Regions from separate parts of the Homo sapiens genome. Here regions 1, 3, 4, 5 and 6 are each linked to region 2. The links are chromatin contacts, found by Hi-C or POLR2A ChIA-PET in ENCODE. All regions are on one chromosome and are shown on one strand. The core of a region is the stretch at or near the end of the contact, and the rest is flanking DNA. Distances in the headings are between cores, read along the strand shown. Region 1 overlaps CDCP1 (CUB domain containing protein 1). Region 2 holds the start of LIMD1 (LIM domain containing 1). Region 3 has its middle 20 kb from the start of CDCP1. Region 4 holds the start of CDCP1 (CUB domain containing protein 1). Region 5 holds the start of TMEM158 (transmembrane protein 158). Region 6 has its middle 68 kb from the start of XCR1.

Region 1 (4,131 bases), core at 1,568-4,067, 470 kb after region 2:
GGTGGGTGGAGACTGCAGAGGTGCCAGGGTTGAACCAGAATGTCCCAGCTGCCTCCTGAGTTCAGCAAACTTGGAGAAGGGAGGTCACTTCTCTGGTCTCAGTGAGGGTGCTGGAGTCACATGAGTCAACATGTAGAAGGGCCTATTAATAGCCAATGATCAGGGCCAGGGCCATGGCTAGGTGAGGCAGATAAGGTGTGCAGAATTTAAGGAGGCACTCATACTTGCTTCCTTAAGTGGCACTGCCCTGACAGTGAGTGCCTCCTTAAGGTTTGCCTCTTCAGTGCTTTGCCTGCCTTACGTAGTCCCCACCCAGCCAGCCAGGACTGTAGGCTTTAGACTCAGAGCCAAACTGCTGCTATAGTTGTCTGCTTAGCACCCTTCAATGGTGCCCCATCGCTGCTAGTAGTAGTTGTAATATGCTATCATTGATAATATCAACAATACTAACAGCCAATATTGATTGACTACCTGGCACCATTCTAAGCACTTTGTAGGTATTAACTCATTTAGGCCTTACAGGAATTTCATTATTATCCTGTTTGCAGATGAGGAAAGTGAGGCACCAAGAAGCTAAGGAATTTGCCCAAGGAAGCACATCTGGGTGAGTGGTAGTGCCGGGAATTGACCCTAGACAGTTTGATTCTAGAATCTGTACTCTTCACCACCACACCAAGCTGCTAAGGTGTGCTGGTCCCAGTGGGTGAAGCCCAAACTCCGTGGCCAACAACCAAGCCCTTTCCCACTTCTCCAGCCTCCTCTACCCACCCAAACAAAACTCTGGCCAAATCAAACTCCCCAGAGTGGCTCCAAGGAAGCCATGATTTTCATATCTTGGCATCTTTGCACCTGCTATTCCTTCCATCTGTCCTTCCTGACAGTCATCTCACAGTTCCTGGTTGGCACACTCATATCCATTCTTTTAGACCCATCTTAAGTCATACGCCTTCTGTGAAGCCCTCCTTGACCACCACCCCCAGATGGTTGATAGCAGACCCTCAATGTCTTCAGAGTACCTTGAAGTTCCCTGGTGTCCTAAAATTACTATTTGGGTCTAATGAACAGACAGGCAAATGTTCATTCAATGTGTGTGAATTCAACACTCGCTCCCTGCAGGGAATAAAGGTTGGGAGAAATCATTGCAATGGTGTGTGTGTCCCCTTGGGGTGGATATGAGGTAGGGTATAAACTTGCCAATCTGCTGGACATCCTGGGGCTCCCATGGTGTGCACATCCACAATTTAATGAAACGTATTTTGCAAACCTGGCCCCTAAAAGCATATCACGACTTATCTGATGCTCAGTCTGAAAAGCAGGGATCTGCTCCATGGATGGAGGAAACACCAGCTGCTGGACTTGTTGAGAATGGAATGTTGGTCTGCAATGTGACCTCTTCCTAAGAGAGGACAGGGCTATTTTGGCCATAAGTGGAACCTGACTCACATGCAAGCCGTGACTGAGCAGCCACAAACTTCTTGGTTTCTGAGTCTGCCTCCCTTGGCATCCTGGGCACTCCTCCAGGGCACCATGCATCTTAATATGTATCTCCTGGTGCCTAGGCTGAGCCCAGCCCTGGCTGGGAGCTGCTCAGTCCATCTTCCTTGGACAGAGAAGGTGAATGAGAGCCGAGTCCCACAGGCAACCACACCCAGAATTGAGGCAACTTGTTCCAATTCGTCTACAAATTTTAGACGGGTTGCCAGTTATTTTGCCAGTCTTTTAAACTGTATTTGACAGATCTGGGAGAAAAATGACTTCCGGTGTTTATCACCTGGAATTCCCTCCCCTACATTAGTTTCCCTTACTAGAATCGAGAATTGCAAAGAAATAGGATGGCAGGGAGAAGAAATAACAGGGATGTGTGATATGGTGATTAATGAATGGTGAATCATGAATGATGATTAAAACAAATGGAAATTCTTCCCCCAACCCTGCCTGCCCAGGAAGGAGCTGGTGAGGCAGATGCTCACAAAGGTGTCCTAATAAGGAGAGGTCAGGAGGCAGGAGAGCTGAAGAAAAGAGCTGTGTGTGACTCAGGAGCCCAAGCCTGTGCCTTGTAAGCTTTTCCAAATGCCCTAAGCCCAGGAGCCCATGCACTGCTCTAGTGAAAGCTTGGATGCCTTTCAGCCCATAAAGCCTCAAAGTCACACCAGAATCTGGAGCATTTCTAAGTTTCTCTGAACCTGGGTAATGATTTTCTGAAATATTAGACCAATGAAATACCAAATTCCTGGGGAGGCAAAAGAAAGAGATGTGATCCAAGCATTTGTGATCAAATGAGCTGACAAGTTACTCTACTTAAGCAGTGGGGATTTTACCACTGTTTTTATTGCAGCGAAATAAATGCCTCCAGAGTGGCAGAATTGGTGGGGGTCAGGAGAGAGTCCACATTTCAAGTATGTACAAGGTGTTGAATCATTATCTTCTTGCTCCTGTTCACCCCTTCTAGCTAACTTATTTATCAGTTAGGATGAGGGGGATCATTAAAAATGACAGCCATGTGAGTGATGTGTCCTTGGCTGTGACCCTAGAAAAGAGCCTATAATATAAGTCATCTCCTCCTGTTGGAAAGGTAGCTAAATTCAGCTTTGCCTATCATGTGTCTTTAGCTTAGTTGTTTCCTCTGAACTATGAGCTGGACACCAGGTGGGGGATTACTCAAGCCCAAATTCTCTGGTCTGGTATACCAAAGAATAGTTACAAACTACAGCTGGACAGTAGAACGTGCTGGGTTGATCATCTCAGCCAGGGCAAAGAAACATATTAAGACGTTAAACATCTACCAGGAGTGAGTCATTTAACCCTCGTAAGGTTTCATCTTCCTTGATTGCAAAATGAGTTTGTGTGAAAGACCATAAATAAAAAATAGAAACAACAGAAGTAGCATTAGTAATTCATGAAGGAAGGACTGGTATATTCAACGCTTAGAGTTGGAACAATGGGCTCTCCATATGGAAAAAAAAGTAAAAGCGAATCCCTACTTCTCACCATGGACCAAAAAAAAAAAAATCCCTACGTCTCAGCATAGACCAGTACAGATTCCCAGAGCCCTTGTTATACCTACTAGGGCTTAGAACTTTATCACAGACCATTTGTAGGCCCTTAGTCTAGGCTATTAATTCCCTAAGGGCAGGGACTCTGGCTGTTTTTATCATTAAGTCATTTGCACCAAGTGTGTCCCTAGAATAGATTATGAACCCAGAAAATGTTTGTCGAATGAATACATCATTTCCAAAATTCTTTAAAAAATGAATTTCTAGGCCAGGTGCAGTGGCTCACACCTGTAATCCCAGCACTTTGGGAGGCCGAGGTGGGCAAATCACTTGAGGCCAGGAGTTCAAGACCAGCCCAGCCAACATGGTGAAACCCCCTCTTTACTACAAAATACAAAAATTAGCCAGGCGTGGTGGCACACCTGTAGTCCCAGCTACTCGGGAGACTGAGGCACGAGAATCACTTGAGTCCCAAAGGCAGAGGTTGCCAAGATCACGCCATTGCACTCCGGCCTGGGCAACAGAGGGAAACTCTGTCTCAAAAAAAAATTTCTAAAAGAGATTATACATTTTTCTGGCTGGGCACAATGGCTCACGCCTGTAATCCCAGCACTTTGGGAGGCTGAGGTGGGTGGATCACCTGAGGTCAGGAGTTCAAGACCAGCTTGGCCAACATGGTGAAACCCCAGCTCTACTAAAAATACAAAAATTAGCTGAGCGTGGTGGCACATGCCTTTAGTCCCAGCTACTCGGGAGGCTGAGGCAGGAGAATAGCTTGAGCCCAGGAGGCGGAGGTTGCAGTGAGCCGAGGTTGCGCCACCGCACTCCAGCCTGGGCAACAGAGTGAGATTCCGTCTCAAAAAAAAAAAAAAAAATACAGATTATACATTTTTCTTTGACTGTCATTATAAAAGAATACCTTGCCATATACCCAGAATTATTTTGGGTACTAACCTGGCCAAACAACAGAGAAGAACTGAGTGGAGAGATTTTGGTGAGATCAGCTTTGGTCTTCTCTGAATCTAAGTTAAAGAGATTTAAAATATTACATATACCTAGGCTTCCCCCAAAATATTATTAAACCATATTTTAACTGTGGTAATGATTATTCTTTTATTAATTTATTACATGCCTACTT
Region 2 (3,854 bases), core at 180-2,679:
GGGGCTGGCAGGGCAGCCTTACCCTAGGGGAGCTGGGGCTGTCCAGGAGCACAGATCCCAGGCTACCATCAGAAGACCAGCCCAGGGGACCCTCTTTACAAGATAACTCAGGCAGGGTGGACATCACTGGATGGACAAGACTGGTGGGGCTGAGCTTGGGACCAGTGCCAAGGTCTGTGCAGCCAGGCTTCGGCCCCAGCCCAGGGACCGCACCCTGCTGTGAACCGTCCAGACCAGCTGGCGAGGATGACGGGGCAGAACTGGAAAGGTAAGATTTGGGCCCATCCTGGAACCAGGGTTGGGGGTCCACATTGGGTTTGGACATCACACCTGAAACCTCACCCCCCAGCCCCGAGTTTGATCTTGGAAGACCTCCTTGCCTGGGGCAGCTCAGGGCCAAGGGTGCTGACACAGAAGGGGTCCTGGGCTGAACAGGCCCCACAGCTGGTGCTCCGTTCTCCAAGTTTGGGGAAGGCAGGCCAGGGCTCACCCGCTGGGAGGAGGCAGTGGACCAAAGGCCTGTTGGCTTCTCGCTGCTGCGGCCACCAATGCCACTATTCTGACCACCGAGGCTACCCTCAGAAGACCTGCTGGAGCTCAGGGAGAGCTGTCGGTGATTTAGGGGATGGTCCCCGCAGGGTTTGGGCAGTGGTGGGTCACTCCCCGGGGAGCTAGGCCACCCACTCCCTACACTCAGGCCGATGCTGGGGGACACTCCTGGTTTGTCACCCCACTTTGGGCTTGCCAAGGAGAGGTTGTCATAATAGTCTCCATGAGTGAGGCAGGAAGGATCCTCACAGGGGCCTGGCTGGTGGAAAGCAGACATCTCAGAAGTCGCCAGGCTCTCCCTGGAACCACAGTCCTGGCTGCCATGCCTCGTGCCATGCAGGTATGGCCTGGATCTCTGCTCCTGCGGTGGGTACGGGGGCTGCCCAGCAGCGAGGGTGGTGACTGCCCCAGGTGCCCCTGTCGAGGCAGCAAGAGGAGGCTTGGCAGCACCATCCACAGTCAGCTTGCTGCCCACAACTTCCCAACGGGCCTGTGGGCCCAGGCGGCCCCCTCCATTGACAGGGCCTCTACTCCCCCTGGGCAGAGTCTCCTCCTGCAGGAGCTGCTGCTGCTGCTGCTGGAGGTGGATTTTGGCCATCTTGGTGGCGAACACCCTGCGAGTTTCCTCAAACTCGGGGTTGTTGCCTGCACCCTTGTCCACTCGGAAGAGCCCATCCTTAGAGGCCTCATACATGTTCAGGTCCTCGATGAATTTACTGGCCTCCAGGCCCAGGTCGTCATACTTATCCATGCTGCAGACAGGTGTCCGGGCCTAGCCCAGGTGCCGTGTGTGTGTGTGTGTGTGTGTGTGTGTGTGTGTGTGTGTGTGTGTGTGTGTGTGTGTGTGTGTGTTGAGGGCAGCGGGGAGATGCTGGCGAAGGGTCGGGGCTCAAGTCCGGCCCAGTACAAGTAAAGACTTCCACCTGCCTAGCGTGAAGGGCATGACCCCAGGATTTAAGAGTCCAGCCGAAGTTGAGACCTCAACGCCAGCTGGACCAAGTTTGCTTCCAACTCCCTTTCCCCTGGAGACGTCCTTGTTGGGGTAGCTGGTGGCACTTCGCCGTCCCGGGCCTGCTCAGCGGAGTTCTTTTCTCCTCTTCAAATTATAAAAGGAAAAAGAAAACAGCAAAAAAGTAAAATCACATCCTCCTTAGGCAACCAAACACGGAAACTCACAGCAAGGCAGCAGCCGACTGGGCCGGGTGAAGCTGAATCGGCCGGGAGGGCGCCGAGGCCGCGAGTCGGGCCGGAGCAAACGCGCGGCGGCTGAGGCGCAGGTACGTTCCAGGCGCTGGGTCCTCCGCTGCTTCCCCGGAGCTGCGATCCCGGCCGGCGCCTGGCAGGAACGCCGTCCGGGACGCACGGGCGGCCGAGCAGCGGCAGGAAGTTCACGGCAGCTGGGGCTGGCGGCCCATTGTCCGATGGCGGCGGCGGATCGGCGCGCGCGGGCCGGAGGGCGGCGGGACGCGGAAGTGAGTGCGCCAGGCGCAGTCCCTGCTGCTCGCTCGCCGGCTCTGCACGTCCCGAGCCCGCGCCGGGGCGGAGGGGGCGGCCGAGGGGCGGGGACGGCGCGCGGGCGGGCGCCCAGGGGCAGGCCTGCACCCGGCAGCGTGGCTGGGCCTCCTGCCCCCAGGCCTGGCTGGAGAACACCGAGGGGTGCCCCACAAGTCCGTCCCACGCTCTAGCACTGGGACTGCACGGGACTTCGCCGCCGCCACTGCCGCCCCCTGCGAGTCCTGGACCGAATTGGGTGCTCCGACCTCCCTTCCAGCCTCGGGTCCTCAGCCCGGCCCCGCCCCTGGCAGCGCTGGGCGGGGTCCTCCGCTCGGAGACGGGCGGCCTGGGTAGCCTGCATGGGCCCAACACAGGCGCTGGGAGTTTGCGAGGACTTTCGAGGACGCCGCTCCTCGCTCCACTGCCTCAGTTTCCCCGGTGGAAAGCCAGCCCTTTGTGCCTCTCGAGGCCGGCACCGTCCAGGCTGTGCCCGCCGCCCGGCTTGCCCGAGGTGCACTATTGGAGAGGCGCACGGGCGTGTCACCCATGGCTGGCCCACCGTCCTCTTTGACAGGTCGGGAGACTGAGGCAGAGAGGGGGAAATGCCCAACATGCCAACGTAACCAGCAAAGCGTAGATGGGAGCCCGGGCCCTCTGAAAGAGCGAAAAAGAAGAAAGTCTCGTTGTGCCTGCGCGCATTTCACGTCCTCAGTGCAGCAGTAAAAGCACGTGCCCTAGTAGGCTCGTTATTCGTAGAGGGACCCATCTGCAAGTGGATCCGCGCGGCTGCAGGGACACCAGGCCTGACTCCTTGGCGCCCCCGCATGGCCCGGGACTCCCTATACCAGTTCCCAGGCGATCCTGGAGAGGTTTCATTTCCCACACTACAGCCATCGTGATCCTAAGGCAAATACTAGAACAGACACTTCTCTACCTAAATCCTCAGTGCTTACCCCAGAATTAAATTGAAATCGGCCCCTTGCCGCAGCCTTCTGGGCCAGATCTAGGGATCTTCCCTCCCTCCCTGCACTCTAGCTGCAGGAGCTTCCTGGTGTCTGCCCAGAGCTTGCCCCTAAACTGAGTGGCTCATCTTTCCCATCCCTGCTGAAGTCACCTCCTCTTAGAGGCCTCCTCAGAGTGGTTCCTGTTGTTCTTTTTCAGCACCCTCTTTACTTCCTGCTCAGTTCTGATAACTATTTATAATTATTTATTTGTTGGTTAACATGCGTTTTTTTTTGTTTGGTTGGGTGGTAGGTTTCCCACTCCATTTGACCATATCTGTATGCCAAGTGCCTGGTATATATTAATAGTAGTACCTAATGGTCGAATAAGTGAATTAGTGAACCCCTATCTGCCAGAGTTGTGACAGAGAACAAATAAGATAATATATATGAATGTGCTTTATATTCTGTAAACCAGGGGTCCCCAACCCCTGGGCTACTGACCAGTACTGGTCTGTGGCCTGTTAGGAACTGAGTGGCACAGCAGGAGGTGAGAGGAGGCAAGCCAGCGAAACTTCATCTGTATTTACAGCCACTCCCCATTACTGGCATTACCGCCTGAGCTTCACATCCTGTCAGATCAGCAGTGGCATTAGATTCTCAGAGGGGTGCACAAACCTTATTATGAACTACCCTCATGAGGAATGTAGGTTGCACGCTCCTTATGAGAATCTAATGCCCGATGATCTGAGGTGGAACAGTTTCATCCCGTCTGTGAAAAAATTGGCTTCTGTGAAACTGGTGCCAAAAAGATTGAGGACCGCTGCCGTAAACCCAAAGTATGGTTAATGGACTCCATATCACCAGGGA
Region 3 (3,608 bases), core at 165-2,664, 430 kb after region 2:
AGGACAGATTCCTAAGAGAAATGACTGGGTCAGAAGTTGTGGGTATATTAATGGCTCTGGATATAGACCACTTGTCAAATTATCTCAGCGACTTGTTTCTTTGAACTGTGATCTTGTAGTTAATGCTGTTGTTGTTCTGGAAGTATTAGATGACCACTGGAGAAAATTTGGAAACGTTGAGAGAAGTGAATAAAAATCAATCTCATTTCACCCATAAAATGATAATCATTATCAGTAACATGTTGGTGTCTTCCTCTCCAGTCTATTTTTCTTCATGTAAGTTTTAGGGTTTTTTTTTTTGTTTCAGTGCCTATATGAATTAGCATAATTATCATGGCACTCTAAATAAATTAGACTTCATAATTTTTCTTGAACATAACAGCTAAGCATTTTCCACTTTATTGCAAACTTCAAACAGTTTAAGATATTTTCCACTGAGTAGATGTATCCTCATTTACTTTCCCATTATCCTATTTGGGGACACTTACACTGATTCCAAATTTTTGCTCTTAAAAACATTTGCCAGGAATAAATCTTCAAGTTCTGACTTAAAAAGCAGTTTGTAAGTTGGGTAAACAGAAAAATGATGAAAACTTACAATAGAAGAGTTGACTAATTGGTCTTGATTGTGGAAAAGGCTAATTTCTAAGCTCCTTCCTAGATTCATGAATGGAATTTAAATAACTAAGCTTTTTTTTTGTTCGTTTACAATCAAAGCAAACCCAATGAAGATTACTGATTGGGAGCCCAGACACCTGGTTTTCTGGTGGTTTTTCCCTCGGACAAGTCACAGGCCTGGCCTCTTGTGACTTAGTCAAATGCACAGTCAGACTAAACGGTGGCGGCACCGGCGCTGCAGGGCTCCCGGCTGTTTCCTTTTACCAACCCACACCGTTGTCAAGGGCGGCGCCTTCGTTAAGCATTCCTCAGTCACCGCGGTGAAGTTGCCATTTGCTTCCTGCCTGACTCTGACTCACACAGCAGCCTGGGGCACAAGTCCTACCATCTGTGGGCCTGGGCCGGCTGGCGGCACAAAGAGGAGCAGAAAGTGTGCCTCGATGCGCAGGACATGAAAAACAAGTGATGCCGCTTCCTGTGTGCAGACATGGAAAGATAAGGAAGAGGCTTATGATGTTGGAAAAGAAAACAACAGCGGCAACAGAAACCAAACCTGAGGGCAAGACAAACAGTATATGCTATCGTTTGTATAAAAATAAAATAGAGAGCCAGATATGCACATACCACCCCCGGTCCCCCCAAAATAAAGAGCTCAATGGCAGTGAAGGGCTATATAGTCACCACTGGCAACTGCAGAATGGATGCTTATTGTTCCTCAGAAAATTACTGTATTTCCTGCGTGACTCAGAGTTCTGTTCACTGCATTGGTCGGTTGAAAAGTGACATAGGCTTGGGTGGAAGGAGTGAAGCCAGTTCCCCAAACACTTCCTTGGTACCCAGGCTGACCTGTGGTGGAGACATCCTCCCCCAACACCTGTGCCCATTCCAATGGCAGACAGGCAGTCAGATGCAGGCACACTGAGAAATGCAATTAGGAGAGAGAAGGAAGGAGAGGGAGAGAAGGGAGACAAGGGGTGCAGCTAGAGAGGGAACAGAGTGAGAAAAAGAAAGAAACTTTGGCCATCTTTTGAACAACCATGACAATCTTGAGGAGTTTTGGTGGTGCTTCATTTAGGATGAGCTTTTAATGGTCCTATTCTCTAAAGGCAGCCTCCTTCTCAGGATGTCCTTACCCTGAGCAGCTCAGAAAATCAAGGGCTGCTGCAGCCTGGCAGCCTTTTGCTGGGGACTGGTCCTGCCTGGAATGGGTCTTGAGACCCTGGGTTGGCCTGACCTCCAGTCCTAGCCCTGTTCTTCCAGTACAGTAACAAGTGACCTTGGCCCATGATCATGGCTGGCCACCGCCCAGCCTCTGGGAAGGCCTCAGCCCAGGAGCCCCCATCTGCTCACCCACTGAAATGGGCCTCTCCCGCTCCCCAGTGAGGCCTTGGAGCAGAGCCACTGAGAACCCTGAGGCCCTAGGAGAGAAGAGAAGAATTAACAGGGTCAGTTGTTTCCAGATGTCTCTTACTTATGTCAGGATTAATCTTTTTACTACAGAGCCATTAAACTGGACAGAACACATGGAGAAAATGCATATAAAGCAGATGTCCTGGATAACAAGGAGAGGAGGTAAGAACCACGAGGAGAACATGGAGTGGACAGAAAGCACTGCCCAAGGATGACACACATGACAGGAGGAAGCAGGGACCCTGAAGGCCAGCCAGGCTCCTGAGGCTTCAACTCTACCGCTTCAGAATCTTCTGCCAGCAACTTGACACTAGTTCCCTGTATTAGTCTGTTCTCATACTGCTATAAAGACATACCTGAGACTGGGTAATTTATAAAGAAAAGAGGTTTAATTAGCTCATGGTTCTGCAGGCTGTACAGGCTTCTTCTTGTGGGGAGGCCTCAGGAAACTTACAATCATGGTGGAAGGTGAAGGGGAAGCAAGCACATTTTACATGGCTGGCAGGAGAAAGAGAAAAAAAGAAAGTGCTACACACTTTTAAACAACCAGATCCCCAGATAACGCTAGCACAAGGCAGCGCTAGGGGGATGGTGCTAAACCATTAGAAACCGCCCCAGTGATCCAATCACCTCCCACCAGGCCCCTCCTCCAACACTGGGAATTACAATTTGACATGAGATTTTGGTGGGGAAACAATTCCAAGCCATATTATTGCCCACTCAAAAGGCTGGGCTGCCTGCAGGGCACTCCCTTCCTTGCTTCCTCCTTCCCATCTTCCGACTGGGGTCAGTAAAACTGAGTAGCAAGCCAAGGCTGGCCTGACCACAGACCCTGATTTGCTATGGGAAATTTCTCTTCTGATCACCTACCTACTGCTTCCTGCCACCGTTAGGGACTGAGCTAGTCAGTGTCTGCAAGTCTTTTTTTGTTCCTGAAAAGTGACTCAGGATACAGGAAACAGAGATAAAAATATTGTGTTAGGCCGGGCGCGGTGGCTCGTGCCTGTATTCCCAGCAATTTGGGAGGCTGAGGCGGGTGGATCACCTGAGGTCAGGAGTTAGAGACCAGCCTGGCCAACCTGGTGAAACCCCCCCATACTAAAAATACAAAACTTAGCCAGGCATGGTGGTAAGCGCCTATAATTCTAGCTACTCAGGAGGCTGAGGCACGAGAATAGCTTGAACCCGGGAAGCGGAGGTTGCCGTCAGCCAAGATCACACCACTGCACTCTGGCCTGGGTGACAGAGCAAGACTCTGTCTCAAAAAAAAAAAAAAAAAATGTGTTCATAATAATAGCAAGTGCTTCCAAGCACTCACTGAGTGCCAGGCACTATGCTCCATTATTTGGTCCTATTTGGTCCTTATAATGACCCTATCAGGTAGATGCAGTTATATATCTCCAGTTTATATGTAAGGAAACAGGCTCATAGAGGGTAAAGATCAAACAGTAGGCTAGATTTGAAGGCAGGTGGTCTTCGACTGTGTACCCTTAGAACAGTAACACATCTCATTACTAACACAGCTGATTGGAGGACATGGCTTAGATCGGTCGCCAGTGGGGCTTGCTGATACATCACTC
Region 4 (3,571 bases), core at 1,021-3,520, 450 kb after region 2:
TCCCAGGTTCAAGCAATTCTCCTGTCTCAGCCTCCTGGGTAGCTGGGACTACAGGCGCCCGCCACCACAGCCGGCTAATTTTTGTGTTTTTAGTAGAGATGAGGTTTTGCCATGTTGGCCAGGCTGGTCTCCAACTCCTGACCTCAAGTTATCCACCCACCTTGTCCTCCCAAAGTGCTGGGATTACAGGCATGAGCTACTGCACCCAGCCGAAAATTTACCTTTCAATCTCTCATTTCTCTCTAGCACTAGATTATAGTTACCTACGTTGCTTTCCAGTTCAGAAATAACCTTTTAAAATTTACTCCTTCCATTCAGCCATGTTTGTAAAGACAAAACATGTCCATTCTTGGCAATGCTTTGTTCACACTCCACTTGGAGGACCAGGACAGTATGTCAGGACATCTTTACTTCAACTATGTAGTTGGGTTGTCACGCAAAGGATGCTGAAGTGCCTCCCTATTTTCTTCTTTCTCGTTGCTGCTACTTTCTGGAACCACCACCAATGCTTCATATTTGGGAATTAGTGACTCTCATTCCATTTTCAGAAAGCTGGTGTCAACTATCCCAAGAAAGACAGTTAAGCAAACTTTGGAGAGACGAAATAGTAAGGAAATAACTTGTTCCTTAGGCTTAACTTGTCAAGCAATATTTCTGATATTTTGCATTCAATACACTGCCATTCTAGTACTGTTGTGGGTATTACTGTATGTGGGAAACAATGGTGTCATGGATGTTAGGAAAAGATGCTGGGATATATATGCCTGCTTAGAATCAGGAGAAAAGACAAATCTCCTTTCACCCTCCTGGTCAGCATAAATATTTTTAAAGATTGTTTAGATTTTTGTCAAGATTTCTTTCTCTTGATGAATTTGTCCTCGATTCAGTGGGGAGAACCAAGAGCCTCTCTTCGTTTCTCATCCTCTCCCTTCCCTCTAGTTCTCAGTTTTCCCATTTTTCTGCACAAGGACAGAAGTGGACTAGAAGATTACATCTAAGGTCCCGTTTAGCTCACGATACAGGCCCTCCCAGAGGTGGGGGTGTGGGCAGGGTCATGTTCCAAGTTCTGCCTCCCTCGATGGACTGTGGGCTCCCAGAGGGCAGAGCTAGCTCTATTCTCATGATTAAGGACATCGAGAAGGAAGGGGTGACGCTCCTAGGAGATGATTTCCCACCCCTGTCCACAAGGAGGATTGGGGCAGCCTGGAGAGGCTCAGTGCCCGCAAGAATTAAGCAGAAGTTGGGACTGGACTGTAAACTGATGCTGTCGCACATGCTTTGGTTCCTGTCCCAAGCCTCCCAGGTTGCTCCGGGTGACTCTGGCCCAGCTTCTGGCTATCCATGAACACAAGTAGTCCCAGGGAGTCATTCTGGCAGAACCCAGGTCTGCTAGCTAAGAACTCCTGAACCATCCGCAATCTCTGCCTGTGGCCTGGACTTGGTGTATGGCCGGCAGGGTGGAAGGAGAACCCACAGGGCCTCTGAAGACAGGCAGGTGGCACACCTGCGGCTGGGAGGATTTGGAAAAGGAGTCCAGCGCCATTCATTTTTCATTCATTTTCCAGCCCAACGTTTGACCTGAATGCTTCACGCTCACACTGCACACACTACTCCATTTATAATACAACTCGAGAAGGGCACATACTACTCCATCCACAGCTCAGTGAAGGGATGCATACTACTCTACTCACAATTCAACGAAGTGGTGCATCTGCCTCTAATTTACTAGCTACCCTGGGGACCTTGGACACGTTGCGTGTCTGGAAATACTGCAGGTGATGTGTGTGGAGTAGGCTGCAGGCTCACCGTCCTGCAAATACTAGCTGTACCACCACCGGCTTTAAAGTCCAACAGACCTCTGGCCCAAGTCAAGTAGCAGAGGATCCAGGGCTTGGGTGGCCCACAAATAGGATTCTTCTCCAAAACGAGGCGCATAATGGCCTTTGTCTCCTCGACAGAAAAGGGAAGGTAGACTGGCTTCCTCTATGGGCGACCTTCGCGACTCTGGAGAAAAAGACCTCATCATTCTCAGACTTGGGAAGGAAGACTAAGCCCGGAAAGGTGGGGACAAGTCCGCTCCAACGCCGCAATGGGGAGTAGTAGGGACCCAGCAACCCGGTGCCGGGAGCCCTGCACCCTGGGAGGGAGAGGCGGTCGCTGAGGCAGGAAGAGGAGGAGGAGAGAGAGGAGGGACGCACCGGGTCAGCTCGCGATCCTGCTGCGCAGGGCGGGGCTCGGGCCGGTCCGCCCGCGCGCAGGTGAGTGAGCCAGGGCGGAGCGCAGCTGCGCCGGGCTTGGGCGCCTGGGGCCGCCGCTCCCCACCGTCGTTTTCCCCACCGAGGCCGAGGCGTCCCGGAGTCATGGCCGGCCTGAACTGCGGGGTCTCTATCGCACTGCTAGGGGTTCTGCTGCTGGGTGCGGCGCGCCTGCCGCGCGGGGCAGGTGAGTGCCGGGCTTTGGAGGCGGATGGCGTGGAGTGGTGAGCTAGCCAGCCAGCGGACGCCCGGCGGAGATGCGGCCGAGGGACGCAGGGTGCGGAGGGTGCGGAGGGTGCGGAGAGAGGGCGGGGACGGCGTAGTCAAAATGCGCGGGTGGCTCCGGGACCCCCGGACTGTTCGGTTCCTGCGCGCGCCGCGTCGGGCGCGTGGGCCTTGCCCTCCTGGAGTCAACCTTGCCCTCGGCACGTGAGAGTGTCCCCGATCGGGGAGCCTCCCGGTCCGGGAGGATGAGCCCGGTGCTGGCCGAGAAGGCGGGAAAAGGAGCTCCCGGTAGCCGATCCCAGGCGACATGTCCAAGGTGGCGCGCCGTGCGCCCCAGGGTCTTTGCCGGGATTCTTGAAAGCACCCAGGCAGGGTGTGGGAAGAGATCTTTCCTCTCCAGGCTCGCCCTCTACCTCCTCGCCTGGTCCAGAGAGAAGGTGCAAAAAAAGTGCTTTCACGTCCGCATTTCCCACTAGATCCCCTTTTTCCCGTCCGCACGCTGCATTCCCCCTCTCCTAAAGTTGAAGAGCGTTGGTGCAAAAATGAAAGCGCCCGGATTTCTTTTAGGGGGTCCCAGAGAAAGCCGCCAGGCATCTGCGCCACCGCAGAGACTGGACATTCCCGCGCCCCTCGCACTTTTTGGCAGTGGACTTTGAGGGCAGGAGGCTGTTGTTCCGGGGATATGTGTGAATTTCGAGTTGTTTCGGTTGGGGGAAGGGACCAACACGTCCCAGTGACCTGTGCCAGCCAGGAAATGCCCTGTGGGCCCTGGATGTATTAGAACGTAGTAAATAACCTGGTTTCTTCATGTAAGAACTTGATGTGAGGCTAGTACAGGTTTCGCGAGATTAGTACAGGTTTTGTGTTTTTTAAATAGAGCTCTCCAGGAAGCCATGTGGGTTTGATTCCCCTTGCTGCATCTAGGGTGGATTTGTGTTTGGCAGGTGTAAATTAGATAAAGGAATAAAAGGACGCAAGTGAGGTTGAATTTGGGCGTCCCGGTGACTGCCGTCTTTACAAATACAAGACAGGAGCTTCTAAAATATCAATATAAGCTCCAGGAATACTTCCTGGTTCATTCTCCAACATCA
Region 5 (3,637 bases), core at 880-3,379, 370 kb after region 2:
AAACAAAAATGTATTTACTGAGCCTCTACCCTGAGCTAGGTGCTTTTCCCGTTGCTGGGAACAGTAGTAAACAAGATAGAAAATAACTTCCTCGCTATCTTCTGTTCTCAAATTCCAAAAAGATAGCAAATCAATCTAGAAAGTAGGATCTGTGTTACTATTTGAAGGGTAATTACATTCTGAATGAGGGCGAGGTGACGGAGTCCTCAGGACGGCACCTGCTGGAAAAGTGGGCAGAATGCAGGTTGCTAGGATGCAGAGCTTCAGTGGCGCAACTTTGCAGGGAACTGCTTGGCTCCCCAAATAGATCTCTTGTCTTTTCCCTTTGCTGCTGCCTTCCCCCCTGCACAGACAAAGCCAGGAGTGTCTCAGGAAAGCTCAGGAAGCCTCTGCCTCTGACTGAAACCCCAGAGAATGTCATCTGCAGTCACAGGCAACAGCCTGGCTCAAAACGCACCCCTTGAAGATTAGGCCTCCCTCAGCCCTCAGGATCACTTGATATTCCTGTTCTTCAGGGTTCACCAGACACATGGCTTAAATTAAAACTGTTCTGCCACATCACTGAGCAGCTTCTGTTCCTGATATGCAAAGGTTGAAAGGAGAAGTCATTTTTATTAAAAGCAGGAAAATTCACATTGTTCTCCCTGGTAGCACCACTTCCAAGCACAAAAGTGATGGAGGCTGAAACGAAAAGGGAGTCCCATCCCCTTGGGGAAATGAACCATTTCTGTAGAAACCAAGGACCACTCTAGGCAGCCAACTTGGGCAGCACTGTTAGTAACCACATCACAGCAACCACCATGTGGGAACATCTGGGGACAGATAGACACTGGGTTGGGAGTATTATCACAGCAGCCCTGTGAGGAGGTACCACCCACCCCCCAACTCAGATGGGGAAACCAAGGCTAAGTCAGAATAATGGCTTGCTTAGATGGCAAGAGGTGGAATAAGTTGGGGAGCTTTATTTTGAGGCGTTTTTGCAACTTTCTCAGTCCCATTTTACTCATTGTTAGAAAACAATGGACAAAAGCTTCCAGAAAAGTAATCAGCCAGGATGCCTAGCAATGTAGCTGGACTCTTGGCAGACCTCTCAGGATTAGCTGGTTTAGAAGGAAGGCGGTTTTGTTGAGGCCTTTCTCTGCTCCCTCCACCCCTCCCCTCTCCGAATCAGGAATACTTGGTGCTCATGGAGTACAAGGGCTTCCAACTAAAATAAAATAGATAATAATTCAACATAAATGTCCCCTAAAGAACGATGGGAATGATGAAGGGTCGTTGAAGTTTGTTTCCAAGTGTGAGGGGCCGAACTACTAAGAAAGTGCTTTTCAATATAAATGTGATAAATCTGATCTCTTGACACGTTATTCTTGGTAGCCCTCCTCCCGTATAATATCCCAAAGGGGATGAACTGCCCCTTTGACGTGGGTTCTAACCTACAACTGTTTCATGAACACGCGCTCACTCGACCTGTCAGGACCTGTGTCCTCGGGACCCCCAGGCGGCACAGCTTCAGGGCTCACATTCCCCCCAGCCAGTCACTCTCCACTCGAAACTCCACAGAGTTCTTGGAATTTTCCTCGCTTGCTGCGAGGAGAATCCCAAGTGAGTCTGCTGTGTTGGAGCCATTAAAAAGCAGCCAAACTCTACAGATTTGAGGTAAGAGACACCGTAAAAAGGCAGAAAGAGCTAGTGGCGCGGACTTGTTTCTGGCTCATGAGTTGGCCTAGCGAGGCCCTTTCCCCTCTCTCGACCTCAGTTTCCCCTTCTGTAAAACAAAGGAGGTTCGGTAGCACTAAGGCGAGACAGCGAAGCTCCCCTCAGGCCTGACAAAAGGATGGTCTCCGGGCCCTGGAGCCTCCCTCTGAGAACGCGATTCACCCGGAGCGCGGGGGCGCCCGGGCGCGTCCGCAGGCTTCCCCGCCCGCCCGCACGCACCCCGGGCGATCCGCTCTCCGCCGCGCCCCCGCACCCAGCCCCGCCCCGGCGATTCCTCTCCCAGCCCCGGCGCGTGGAACCCCGCCCTCCCCTGAGTCCCCGAGCCTGGCGAGCGGAGGGCGGGGCGGGGCGGGGCACGCGGGAGGCGGAGCCGAGCCGGGGAATCCTGCTCTGGGATAGCACCCGGCCCCGCAGAGCAGCGCGGCAGCCCAAGGGCCCCGGCGCCGGGGGCGGCGGGGAACCCCAAACGCAACCGGGTCTGGAGGGATCCCCGCGCCGAGCCAGCCGCCGTCACCGCCTCCGCGCCGCCCCTGCGGGCTTGGCAGGCGCCCGGCGCGCCCGCACTGCGCCCGGCCGCCGGCTCCCGCGGTCCCACCGTGAGCTCGCCGGCCCGTCGCCCGCTCGCCATGCAACCGCCGCCGGCCTCGCGCGCGTAGGCGCCCGCCGCAGGCCATGCTGCCCCTGCTCGCCGCGCTCCTGGCCGCCGCCTGCCCGCTGCCGCCCGTCCGCGGCGGGGCCGCGGACGCGCCCGGCCTCCTCGGGGTGCCCTCCAATGCTTCAGTCAACGCGTCCTCCGCGGACGAGCCCATCGCCCCGCGGCTGCTGGCCTCGGCGGCCCCCGGGCCCCCCGAGCGCCCGGGCCCGGAGGAGGCGGCGGCGGCGGCGGCGCCGTGCAACATCAGCGTGCAGCGGCAGATGCTGAGCTCGCTGCTCGTGCGCTGGGGCCGCCCGCGGGGCTTCCAGTGCGACCTACTGCTCTTCTCCACCAACGCGCACGGCCGCGCTTTCTTCGCCGCCGCCTTCCACCGCGTCGGGCCGCCGCTGCTCATCGAGCACCTGGGGCTGGCGGCGGGCGGCGCGCAGCAGGACCTGCGCCTCTGCGTGGGCTGCGGCTGGGTGCGCGGTCGCCGCACCGGCCGCCTCCGGCCCGCCGCCGCCCCCAGCGCCGCCGCCGCCACCGCCGGGGCGCCCACCGCGCTGCCAGCCTACCCCGCGGCCGAGCCGCCCGGGCCGCTGTGGCTGCAGGGCGAGCCGCTGCATTTCTGCTGCCTAGACTTCAGCCTGGAGGAGCTGCAGGGCGAGCCGGGCTGGCGGCTGAACCGTAAGCCCATTGAGTCCACGCTGGTGGCCTGCTTCATGACCCTGGTCATCGTGGTGTGGAGCGTGGCCGCCCTCATCTGGCCGGTGCCCATCATCGCCGGCTTCCTGCCCAACGGCATGGAACAGCGCCGGACCACCGCCAGCACCACCGCAGCCACCCCCGCCGCAGTGCCCGCAGGGACCACCGCAGCCGCCGCCGCCGCCGCCGCTGCCGCCGCCGCCGCGGCCGTCACTTCGGGGGTGGCGACCAAGTGACCCGCTCCGCTCCTCCCTGTGTCCGTCCTGTGTCCGCGCGCGCGGGTGCCTTTCCCGCCGGAGACTCGGCCGGTGTGCTTCGTGCTGTAGTTATCGTTAGTTCCTCTTCCCGAGATGGGGCCGCCGAGAGACCCCAGCGCCTTTGAAAAGCAAGGTTTGTGCTGCGCTTCCAGTTCCGAAAAGCAGATGTTTAAGCCCTTGGACTGAGGGTGGGATCGCAGCTCCGAAGACGGAGAGGAGGGAAATGGGGCCCTTTCCCCTCTATTGCATCCCCCTGCCCGACTCCTTCCCCGCACCCACGTGCCCTAGATTCATGGCAGAAAATGACCAAATCCTGTGTATTTGT
Region 6 (3,599 bases), core at 497-2,996, 500 kb before region 2:
AAGGCTCCCACACCCCTCATTCTAGAAATGAGGGTTTTCTAGAAAGTCAGGCCTGCATGCAGGGAAGGGAGGTGAGGGTGCCCATGAGTGAGCCGCTCAGAAATCCCTTCTCCAGCCCCACTCTCTCAGTGACCCCACCTGGACATCATCTACTCTATCCACAAGAAGCGGGTTCAGCCGAGGGGATTGACCAGAAGCTCAGGTGTGAGCCTGAGGGCTGACTGCTGGTTATTTTTCTGTCCTGGAACACCTGACCCACCTGCCTGTCTTCATGTCGCCAGTGTGGGGAGGGAGAGAGACAACTAACTATAACCAGGAGGGTCCCCGCAGTGGCTCCGGCCTCGCCTCCCCTTTCTTGCCTGAGACACTAACTTAGTTCCTGGTTTGGTGCCTGTCGGCGCCTCCATTACCAGTAGCTTAGCTCCCACCGTGGGGAGGGAATCAAAGAGGTTGTGCCGCCCTTGCCATGTAGCTGCCCCTGAATCTCATCCAGGTCAGTTCCAGATTCTAAACTGAATTTTTTTCATGATATTGTCAAAACAGTGAGGAAACATTTTTTAAAAGCCCTATAGAAAAAAAGAAGAAGAAAGAAAGAAAGAATTGGGTTCAGCTGCAAATAACAGGAAAAAAAAATAGTGGCTTAAACCAGTGCCTCTCAAACCATCCTGTACACAGAAATCACCCGGGGATCTTGTTAAAATGCAGACCGTGATTCAGAAGCCCTGGGGCTGGCCCTGACGTTCAGCATGTCTAATGGGCTCCTGTGCGATGCCCAAGCTGCTGGTCCACAGAGCTCACTCCATAGGGAGGGCTTCAGCAAGACAGGAGTGTATTCCTCAGCCACAAGAAACCTGGAGTCTGGCCCTCCAGACTATATCCATCGCTGGTGATGGGACCATTGGTACACCAAACCTCAGCAACATTCAATTTACCCATCTAACAAATCTGCATGTGTACCCTCAGAACCTAAAATAAAAGTTGAGATAGAGGAAAAAAAAGAGTTTGTTGCTTTCAGCCTCTTGATTAGTGAGATGGAAACAAACCATCAATACACAATGCTGTCTGGCTTCCTCTGTGTGGAAAGTGCGGATAGGGATTGAGAGGGTCCTACTTGCCAAGGCCACAAGTTTGGGATGAGTCAGCTGCATCATACATCAGCAGATGAGCTGTGAGGCAGGGATGCTCCAATGGGCACAGAGCAGCCAGACCCACAACCTGCCCTGAAGCCACTCAGAGATCACAGTTCAGTTACAGGGTACATGGTGGGCGGCCTAAGAATGGGGAGAAACTGGGGACCTAGGACCCAGGACCTGGCCACACTGAGTGGACGAGATCAGCTTCAGGTCCCGGGAAAGTTCTTCCCAGAAGGCAAAAATGATTCCTGAAGCATATGGTCATTGTGATACCTTGGCTGGCAATATAATCTGTAGTCCAAACCAGGGACAGTGTTGAGAATAGAAAGCCAAAATCACTTAATAGGCCTTAACTGATCTGTGGTATGCATTAACCAGTTGTCGGCAAGTCCAGAACTGTGGACCTTCTCCTAACCCTGTGAGTGGACATCTGCCAGGTAAGCTGGCCACAAGCAGACTGCACTGGAACACTTAGGGTCTCCATTTTGGCCTAGATGATCCTCAGGTCAGGATTCAGACATGTTGGGCAGCATCAGAAGGACAGGGTGGGTGATTGTGGTCCTTGATAGCAGGCATAGGGCTTCAATAAGGAGTGAAAGCTCCTGTAAAGCAACTACTGACTGTTGACAGTGAACGGATTCATCAGAAACTCAACTCAGGCTGGGCGCGGTGGCTCAAGCCTGTAATCCCAGCACTTCGGGAGGCTGAGGTGGTTGGATCACGAGGTCAGGAGATGGAGACCATCCCGGCTAACACGGTGAAACCCTGTCTCTACTAAAAATACAAAAAATTAGCCAGGCGTGGTGGCAGGAGCCTGTAGTCCCAGCTACTCCAGAGGCTGAGGCAGGAGAATAGTGTGAACCAGGGAGGCAGGGCTTGCAGTGAGCCCCACTGCACTCCAGCCTGGGCATCAGAGCGAGACTCCGTCTCAGAAAAAAAAAAAGAAAGAAAGAAAGAAACTCAACTCAAACCAGCTTTAGCAAAAAAGGGAATCTGTGGGCTGTGTAACCAAATCACACAGAGTACAGAGGTGCAGCTAAACCCAAGGACAACTGGATTCGAAGATTTGAATATTGCCAGGACTTCCTCTTTCTTCACCTACATCTTCGTCAGCTTGGGTTGCTATGACAAGTTACTATAGACAGGGTGGCTTAAACAATAGGCATCTATTTCACAGCTCTGGAGGCTGGGAAGTCCAAGATCAAGGTGGAGACGGATTTGGTTCTAGTGATGTCCCCCTTCCTGGCTTGCAGATGGCCAGCATCTCAGTATGTGTTCCTATGACAATTCTTTGTGTGTGCACACTTGAAGAGAGAGTTTCAGTGTGTCCTCTTCCTCTTCTTTTAAGGGCACTAATCCCATCATGACTTCATCTAAACCCAATTACCTCCCAAAGTCCCCACCTTCCAAATACTATCACATAGGAGGTTAGGACTTGAACATATGAATTTGGGGTGAGGGACACAAACATTCAGTCCATAACAACCTATGTCTCTGATTCTCTCTGCATATTGGACTCATTCTCTCAGTCCAGCTGTCCCCACAAAGTCAAAGCCATGCCTGCAGGCAGCTCTGAACCAACAATGGCAGGGAGGAGAATCAGCATCCTCACCAGCTCCAGGTGGAAAAAAATCCCAGAGAAGGCTCGTGATTGGCTTTGTGGGCCCACTTGCCCATTCCTGGCCAATTGCTTTGGCCAAAGGGATGAGGCCACTGTGATTGGCCCAGGCAGATCGTGTGTTCATCCTCACACCACAGGGATGGTTGGATTGGTGAAAAAGCAGCTTTCCCCCAGAATGGGAAGGCTGTTGTAGGCAAGCCAAGCAATGAATGCCCATTGCAAAGGGAGCTGGAAGTGGTTAAGGGATGAAGCAAGGGCTGTGCTAAATGGAACTATTGGCCAGTCTCTGTAAGATGCCTGGGGCTGCTTAGAAATACTTTAGGGGACTTACTTTGCAAGGAGCTGAAATCATGAAATAACATGTTGTAAACCAAAGAAATGTGTTCATTACTGTTAATATAGGGGCTGAAGTACCCTGGTACTATGATATCTGCAATTTACTTAAAAATATATTGGCACTGAAAATGTAATCTAAGTGTGGGTGTAGCCTTTTAAATCTTCACTCCAGAGGAAGCCAGTTGCCCTAATCAAGACAACTCCAGGGTGGTAATTAGAGTGTAATCGGAAGGCCATACCCCAGACGGACACCCACAAGTGCTTCAGCTGTCTTCTTCTCTGATTAGTGCCAGCAGTTTTGTTCATTAATATAATGAACATGGACATGAGTTTTCATCAGTGAAGCATGAAACTCCACAGCAAGAAACTCCACAAACTTACATGAACAGGCCATTCGAATCTAATGGGCCTTTCTTCCTCCCTACTTAGGAATGTCACCCACGACATTTGTGTCAGCTTCTGGTTCAGGAGAATGCGGGCCAACCTCAGTCTGACTAGATGGTTCACCA

What was found. A loop is a pair of places that touch in the nucleus more often than their neighbours do. ChIA-PET counts read pairs that join two places held with the same protein, here RNA polymerase II (POLR2A). Pooled maps may share reads with other maps.
Region 1: a pooled map shows a loop between it and region 2 (3-fold over the local background). The contact joins the enhancer-like site here to the promoter of LIMD1 in region 2. A Hi-C loop is called at or near these places in 1 of 168 maps with a recorded cell type or tissue (aorta) and 1 of 50 pooled maps. POLR2A ChIA-PET finds 5 or more read pairs at or near these places in 2 of 52 experiments (K562 and WTC11).
Region 3: a loop to region 2 is called in a pooled map, with 6 times the contacts of the local background. The contact joins the enhancer-like site here to the promoter of LIMD1 in region 2. A Hi-C loop is called at or near these places in 5 of 50 pooled maps. POLR2A ChIA-PET finds 5 or more read pairs at or near these places in 3 of 52 experiments (A549, Panc1 and activated naive CD4-positive, alpha-beta T cell).
Region 4: a pooled map shows a loop between it and region 2 (2.5-fold over the local background). The contact joins the promoter of CDCP1 here to the promoter of LIMD1 in region 2. A Hi-C loop is called at or near these places in 1 of 168 maps with a recorded cell type or tissue (aorta) and 1 of 50 pooled maps. POLR2A ChIA-PET finds 5 or more read pairs at or near these places in 2 of 52 experiments (K562 and WTC11).
Region 5: a loop to region 2 is called in a map of endothelial cell of umbilical vein, with 14 times the contacts of the local background. The contact joins the promoter of TMEM158 here to the promoter of LIMD1 in region 2. A Hi-C loop is called at or near these places in 3 of 168 maps with a recorded cell type or tissue (PC-3, endothelial cell of umbilical vein and prostate gland) and 16 of 50 pooled maps. POLR2A ChIA-PET finds 5 or more read pairs at or near these places in 1 of 52 experiments (Panc1).
Region 6: a loop to region 2 is called in a map with no recorded cell type, with 6 times the contacts of the local background. The contact joins the enhancer-like site here to the promoter of LIMD1 in region 2. A Hi-C loop is called at or near these places in 15 of 37 single-sample maps with no recorded cell type and 4 of 50 pooled maps.

The regions. Positions count from the first base shown.
Region 1 is chr3:45,121,882-45,126,012 of GRCh38, reverse strand. All of the region lies in intron 1 of CDCP1 (CUB domain containing protein 1), which reads left to right. Among named protein-coding and RNA genes, the nearest start is that of CDCP1, 22 kb to the left of the region's middle. RefSeq lists enhancers at 1,035-1,534, 1,535-2,036. Within about 2 kb of position 2,817, at least 10 of the 41 ENCODE cell types and tissues checked have a DNase peak (open chromatin) inside an H3K27ac peak, as active enhancers do.
Region 2 is chr3:45,592,326-45,596,179 of GRCh38, reverse strand. It overlaps LIMD1 (LIM domain containing 1), which reads right to left and starts at 1,429. Exons shown (of 8, transcript NM_014240.3): 1 at 1-1,429. The coding sequence starts at 1,300. RefSeq lists an enhancer at 1,553-1,722 and silencers at 1,813-1,942, 1,953-2,422.
Region 3 is chr3:45,165,002-45,168,609 of GRCh38, reverse strand. No RefSeq gene overlaps it. Among named protein-coding and RNA genes, the nearest start is that of CDCP1, 20 kb to the right of the region's middle. RefSeq lists a silencer at 790-909 and enhancers at 470-1,433, 1,434-2,397. Within about 2 kb of position 1,414, at least 24 of the 41 ENCODE cell types and tissues checked have a DNase peak (open chromatin) inside an H3K27ac peak, as active enhancers do; they include Panc1, where a contact is called at or near this core.
Region 4 is chr3:45,145,077-45,148,647 of GRCh38, reverse strand. It overlaps CDCP1 (CUB domain containing protein 1), which reads left to right and starts at 2,270. Exons shown (of 9, transcript NM_022842.5): 1 at 2,270-2,442. The coding sequence starts at 2,361.
Region 5 is chr3:45,224,779-45,228,415 of GRCh38, reverse strand. It overlaps TMEM158 (transmembrane protein 158), which reads left to right and starts at 2,129. Exons shown (of 1, transcript NM_015444.3): 1 at 2,129-3,637. The coding sequence starts at 2,389. The coding sequence ends at 3,291. RefSeq lists silencers at 1,883-2,222, 2,233-2,302.
Region 6 is chr3:46,094,103-46,097,701 of GRCh38, reverse strand. No RefSeq gene overlaps it. Among named protein-coding and RNA genes, the nearest start is that of XCR1, 68 kb to the right of the region's middle. RefSeq lists an enhancer at 1-62. Within about 2 kb of position 1,746, at least 4 of the 41 ENCODE cell types and tissues checked have a DNase peak (open chromatin) inside an H3K27ac peak, as active enhancers do.